Regions from separate parts of the Homo sapiens genome. Here region 1 is linked to region 2. Evidence: chromatin contacts called from ENCODE Hi-C or POLR2A ChIA-PET data. All regions are on one chromosome and are shown on one strand. The core of a region is the stretch at or near the end of the contact, and the rest is flanking DNA. Distances in the headings are between cores, read along the strand shown. Region 1 overlaps NUMA1 (nuclear mitotic apparatus protein 1). Region 2 overlaps CLPB (ClpB family mitochondrial disaggregase).

What was found. Hi-C counts contacts between places; a loop is a spot of excess contacts on that map. ChIA-PET counts read pairs that join two places held with the same protein, here RNA polymerase II (POLR2A). Pooled maps may share reads with other maps.
Region 1: a loop to region 2 is called in a map with no recorded cell type, with 2.2 times the contacts of the local background. The contact joins two enhancer-like sites. A Hi-C loop is called at or near these places in 2 of 37 single-sample maps with no recorded cell type and 2 of 50 pooled maps. POLR2A ChIA-PET finds 5 or more read pairs at or near these places in 5 of 52 experiments (A549, BJ, H1 and 2 more).

Annotation. Positions count from the first base shown.
Region 1 is chr11:72,047,320-72,050,630 of GRCh38, forward strand. All of the region lies in intron 2 of NUMA1 (nuclear mitotic apparatus protein 1), which reads right to left. It also overlaps the pseudogene LOC124902815. Among named protein-coding and RNA genes, the nearest start is that of MIR3165, 23 kb to the right of the region's middle. Within about 2 kb of position 1,557, at least 5 of the 41 ENCODE cell types and tissues checked have a DNase peak (open chromatin) inside an H3K27ac peak, as active enhancers do.
Region 2 is chr11:72,410,283-72,413,454 of GRCh38, forward strand. The region is part of intron 2 of CLPB (ClpB family mitochondrial disaggregase); the gene reads right to left. Among named protein-coding and RNA genes, the nearest start is that of CLPB, 23 kb to the right of the region's middle. RefSeq lists enhancers at 1,483-1,562, 1,633-1,692, 1,743-1,832. Within about 2 kb of position 1,494, at least 17 of the 41 ENCODE cell types and tissues checked have a DNase peak (open chromatin) inside an H3K27ac peak, as active enhancers do.

The DNA.
Region 1 (3,311 bases), core at 307-2,806, 360 kb before region 2:
TCTACAAAAAATAAAAGAATTAGCCAGACATGGTGGTGTGTGCCTGTAGTCCTAGCTACTCAGGAGGCTGAGGTGGGAGGATTGCTTGAGTCCAGGAGTTTGAGGTTATAGTGAGCTATGATCATGCCACTGCACTCTAGCCTGGGCAACAGAGCAAGACACGTCTCAAAAAAAAACAAAAACAAAAACAAATAAGTACTAGGAGAGTTCAAGTCCCCAGTCATCCCCATGGGATGATTCTCACACAAATAATTAGCCTGGCACTCAAGGCCCTCCATGACCTGCAGCTTCTAGAGTTCTAGCTTCTAGAGTCGTTATTCCCTTACCCAAACCCTCCACTCTGCCAGGCAGGTCTATAAAGTTACAGTTTGTCCTGAGAATTAGACAAGATGACCGCAGGGGACAGGCTCTGGATTAGCTACGAATTACAACAGTAACAGCAACGATAATGATAGTCTTTACTATGCCAGGATGTAAGTGACAGAGAAAAGACTAGAAGGCATTGTATTGGGCAGTTTTGTTTATTTTACTTTATTTTTTTAATAAAATTAAAAAATATATGGAACTCTTCACAAATTTGCATGTCATCCTCGCACAGGGGCCATGCTAATCTCTGTATCGTTCCTATTTTATTTTGTTCCAATTTTAGTATACATGCTGCCGAACCAAGCACTGGGCAGTTTTAAAAATGAAGAAATCTGAGGCTCAGGAATTAGGTGACCTACGTGATCTAGTCATGTAAGTAGTAAGTTGTCTACCTTGTCCCTATATTATTCTTTTTTGTTTTTTTCTTTCAAGATGGAGTCTCGCTCTGTCGCCCAGGTTGGGGTGCAGTGCTGCGATCTCCGCTCACCGCAACCTCTGCCTCCCGGGTTCATGTGATTCTTGTACCTCAGCCTCCCGAGTAGCTGGGATAATAGGCATGAGCCACTGCACCCAGCCAGCCTATATTATTGTCTACAGCTGTTAAATAGGCAATCATTGAGTGAATGAATAAAAGCTAGCACATTCTCAGCAAATCAAAGAAGCCGTGTGCTTTTCCTCATGAAAATCAACTTTTTTTTATTTTTTGAGACAGAGTTTGCTTTGTCGCCCAGGCTGGAGTACAATGGCACGACCTCAGCTCACTGCAACCTCCACCTGCCAGGTTCAAGCGATTCTCCTGCCTCAGCCTCCCGAGTAGCTGGGATTACAGGCGCTCGCCAACATGCCGGTCTAATTTTTTTTATTTTTAGTAGAGATGGCGTTTCACCATGTTGGCCAGGCTGGGCTTGAACTCCTTACCTCAGGTGATCCACCTGCCTGGGCCTCCCAAAGTGCTGGGATTACAGGAGTGAGCCACCGTGCCAGGCCGAAAATCAGCTTCTTAATCAAAATAATCAAACAGCTCCAATTTCAAAATTAATCACTAAAGAATTTTTTTCTGAGGATCCGAGAGCTTTACAAACACTGAAGGGCCAAAACTCCTCTAAAAACAGCAAGCACCAAGAAAAGTCTTGTACTAGGAGGGATGTTGGCAGTGTCTCAAGGGTTAGAGGGGGAGGCTGGAAGGAAATGCTGGTGCTAAAGGGAAGGACTGCTGTTTCAGGAGCCTGACCTTGAGCTTATTTACCATGGCCTCATTGTCCCTCTCCAGAGGATAATGGCTGATTAATGAGGCAGTGTTGGTAAGTCTGAGGCTTCCTGGAGAGAAAAGCAGAGGGCAAATCAAAACCCAGAGAGGATTCATTATAACATCCAACAGGCCCACTCAGTTCTCTCTCAAGAAGGCCTTTCTACAAAACAGCTAAGAACCTCTCCACCCTGTTTCACTGTCACAGAGGAGTAAAATGGCTCTGTCCCTACAGGCAACATATCAACATATCTAGCACAATGTTTGCTCACAAACACAGAACTAATTATAAGAAATGTGAAAGAACCTGAAACGCAGGGGGAATACTCTTACTGGAGACAGCCTCCATAGTGGTAGAAAACATAGTAGATCTGGTGTTGAAAGCCCCTGGAGGGGTGATGGGTCACTTACTAGCTATGTGGCTTAATGCAAGTCACAGAGGCAAATTACTGAGAACCAAGCTAGGGTCGGATCAGCTCTAAAGTACCTTTTCAGGGCCAGGCACAGTTGCTCATGCTTGTAATCCCGGCACTTTTGGAGGCCAAGATGGGAGGATCACTTGAGCCAAGGAATTTGAGACCAGCGTGGGCAACATAGTGAGAACCTGTCTAAAAAAAAAAATAATAATAATATATATATATATATATATATAGTGTGTGTGTGTGTATATATATATATATATTTGCCTATTCATCTATCTATAGATAGATAAATAAATAGATATATATCAAAAAAAGAAAATTGGCTAGGCATGGCGGTTATGTGTCTGTAGTCCTGGCAACTTGGGAGGCTGAGGTGGGAGGATCACTTGAGCCCAGGAGTTTGGGGTTACAGTGAGCTATGATCATGCCACTGCACTCTAGCCTGGGCAACAGAGTGAGACCCTGTCTCTAAAAAAATAAAATAAAGTACCTTTCCACTTCCAAAAATTCCCATGATTCTTTCCACAGGATACCATTCTCAACAACAAATCTTGTAGTAGAACTTGTCTCCTCAGAATCTGGTCAAAACATCACTAGTTAGGGTGTTCTTTCAAAAAAAATAGCAAATCTCCTAGAAACAGGCACATTGTGTGTTACCCTATTAGGACCCATCCCCAAAGCGAGGCACATGTGGGTGCTTCATTAATACTCTGTTGAAAGGAGGAGGTCCTTGGAAACTGGTAGTACCAACTTAGCATGGCATACAATGAAAGGTGATTGGAGCCACACTCGAGGAACTACAAGGCAGCTTTTCATAAATAAAAGCCACAAAATGCAATTTATAACTACATCTGTCTAAACAGACTAAAGAAAAGTAGCTTTCTATACCTAGGTCTTCACCCCTTCTCCTCCCCACCTCTCTACTTTATCATCCCTGTCCTACACAGCACTGAGACCCGTCTTTCTGGTTCCAGGTCCACTTTTCCTTTTTCCACACCAGAATGCCTTTAATCACTGATAGAAATGAACAAACATGAATATGAGTTCTAAACAGGAAGACAGATAGCCTCAAGAACCAACTTGTCAATATGTTACTAATAAGTGAAATAAGTGGGAATGGTGTCTAACATGGGCATGATAAAATAAAACCCTAAAATACATACTGTGCTAGGGATTTGAACAAACTTCAGGATTTTTAAGGAAGGCTGTGTCTCACATCTCAATTAATCTTCCCAAAAGAACCCTAAGAGGCAAGGTTTATTCCAATTTTATAAATT
Region 2 (3,172 bases), core at 244-2,743:
GGTGGATGAATGAATGACTTAGCCTCTCTGAATCTCAACTGCTTCCTTCATTTACATGATAGCTCCTGCTCTCTAAGCCTGTTTCTGCATCTGTTAAAAAAAAATGGAGAACACCTCACCAACCCTACTATATATGTCACATAGGGGTGCTATGAAGAGACAGTGAGAAAAAATATGTAAAAATACTTGGGATGCAATAAAGCACTGTACAAAATAGCATAAGAAGAGCTTATACTATTCTTATCACTTTCCAATTTGTGTTCACTCGATTTTAAAGAAGTGACAGAGTAACTAGGATGATACAGGAAAAGGTATACACAGAACTTGGAACACAGTAAGTGCTCCAAATTACTGGAGGATAGATAAATGAACTGTCTAAAATTCCCAGGCAAGGGCAGCAGCAGGAAAGGGAAGGTTCCCTAGCCCAAGAGCTGAAGATTACCACAGAAGGACAAATCAGTCGGGAAAAACATATCCTGCTCCCATCCATCAGTGATCCTGGAGAGTCCAGCAGGCTAAAGACCAAAGAGGTAACAGCTATTACCACTGATTGGGGAAGGGGCAATGAAGCAGTCAAGCTTTCTCTTTCTGCTGTGAGTACCTCTGTATTGTTTGAAGTTGTGCTGTTTTTATAACAATGACCATACTATTACTCTTTTTTAAAATAAAACTTTCTTAGGAAAAAAAAAAGTCCTATACTTTAAGAAGCCTTCCCTAAGATGACCTTGTTGCCACCACAATCCCCTGTGCTAACCTGTATCAATGTAGTTATCATACAGTCCACAGGTCTAACTTCCCCAGTAGGCAAGCATGTCCTTCTAGAAACAAGGACTTGCCTTCATCTCTTTGCTCCAGGTGCCTGCCATGGCAGTTGGCACACCACAAAGCTCGGGGTCTGAATGAATGAATGTCTACAGCACTTACCTACATTAACTTCTCACCAATACTTCTGTCTGGTGCTGGAAGTTACCTGTTTTATAACTGTAAGCTTGTCTTTTTCGAAGAACTTAGGCTTCTATGTATATGTAGGAGGGTGTGAGTGCAGCTTCTCAGTCTCAGGGCTGAGGACATTTGTGGATACAGGCCTAGGGGCTACAGGTCACAAATTCCAGTCATGGCTCTATCACTTACTAGCTATGTGACCACAATAAATGTCTTTGTGGTCCTTACTTTTATCTGCAGTAAAAGAAGGAAATGAATGAAATTATTTCTGAAGTCCCTACCAGCTCTATAATGTTATAATTCTAAATATGTGTAGCATCAAAATGAAAATTGAGTAGATTCCTAGCAGACGCTGCACTCAGCAAGACTTCCAACGAAAAGACAACTCCCCAGGCTCTGTTTGTGGGAGGGAGGGAAAGAGTCCCAGAAAGGGACACAGGGGCAGCTTTGAGTTATTCTGGCTAACTAGCTCTTCCACTCAGGGGAGGGAGGTACCACTTGATTTTTCTTCCTCTTTCTTTAGGACCAATCAATACAAAGCGGCCACTGAACTTCAATGACGCATTGTTCCAACTGATTTCCGGATCCTTCACATGAACCAGCCCTCAGCTGCAGCTGGGGAGGGGCTGAAGGGTAGGGAGCCCTATCCCACCTGCATCAGAGGCCTGGAAGCACTGAGCCATGCAGACCCAATCATGATTGCTATCTGGGCAACAGGGCCCTGGCTGGAGCCTCACAGAAGGCCCTGTTTACAGTAATAACAGCACCAGGCCCTGCTGTCTGAGCAGAGGCAAGGTGCCTGGGGCCAGAATCCCCAGGCAGCCTCCATCTGTGCCTTATCTAGCCTGCCAGCCAGGGCTGGGAGGGGCAGGGCAAGGGAGCAAAGGCTGCTCATAGACCCCCCAGCCTGGGACAGCAGACTTCAGGCAGGGTCTTGGTGCTTCAACTCCATAGACAAGGCCTCTCCAGCAACTTCTGCATTTGCTACTTGAACTGAGCACCCTTCTCCAAGGCCTAGCTGGGGACCCTTCCGTGAGGAAGCTCTCCAGATGCTCTCACTCCCAGTGAGATGGCCCACTGAGCATTCTGTCATGCCTGGAGAACTCCAAGGGAGTGAGAGCAGTGAGGGAGGGGAGAGGCTGGCAGGTATGCAGTACCTACCACAAATGCCAAGTGTACTGTGGAATGTGTCTGCATGTTTCATAGCTGGCTATTTCCTATCACAGAAAACTTTAAAATTTCTGAACTTAAAGAATGATCTGCAGAGATTAATCAGTCCAAATCTTCCTTTTACACACACAGATAGGGAGGCTCAGAAAGCGTCCCCTTTGGAAAAGACTGATCTATATATGAGCCTGCCTCTGTCTGTCTCTTCCAGGCTGTGTGACTGTGGGCAGATCACACTACCCTCTCTGAACCTCAGTCATCTTACCCTATCAGCCTGTCAGCCCTACCTAACATGGGTGCTGAGATGACCAAAGGAAATAATGTTTGTGAGGGCACTTACATTTTCCAAATCTTAGTTGCTATTATTACACTTGTTCTGTTTGTTGAGGCACACAGTGGAGGAGCTGAATCACAACCTCAGTGAATACTTGCTGGATCAACTGAATAAAGTGCAACACTGGGTGATCATTCTTTGTCCCATCTCTCTTACAGAAACTTGGCCCACATTAAAGTGCTCAGATTATTTTTTAACTTTTTATTTTGAAATAATTTCAAACTTATAGAACAGTTACAAAAATCACACACACACACACACACCCCTTCAAACAGCCTTCATGCCAGGTGCGGTGGCTCAGGCCTGTAATCCCAGCACTTTGGGAGGCCAAGGCAGGCGAGTCACCTGAGGTCGGGAGTTCGAGACCAGCCTGACCAACATGGAGAAACCCCGTCTCTACTAAAAAATACAAAATTAGCCGGGCATGGTGGCACATGCCTGTAATCCCAGCTACTCGGGAGGCTGAGGCAGGAGAATCGCTTGAACCCTGGAGGCGGAGGCTGCAGTGAGCCGAGATCGTGCTATTGCACTCCAGCCTGGGCAACCAAAGCGAAAATCCGTCTCGAAAAAAAAAAACAAAGACAAAAAAACAAATAAATAAATAGCCTTCACTCATATCCTGTTTACATTTTGTTTCATTTGCTTTTCTATTCCTTTTCTATTTTTTTTTGCTGGACCATGTGAGAACTAATTTCAGATACTATGCCCCTTTACCTCCAAATACTTCAT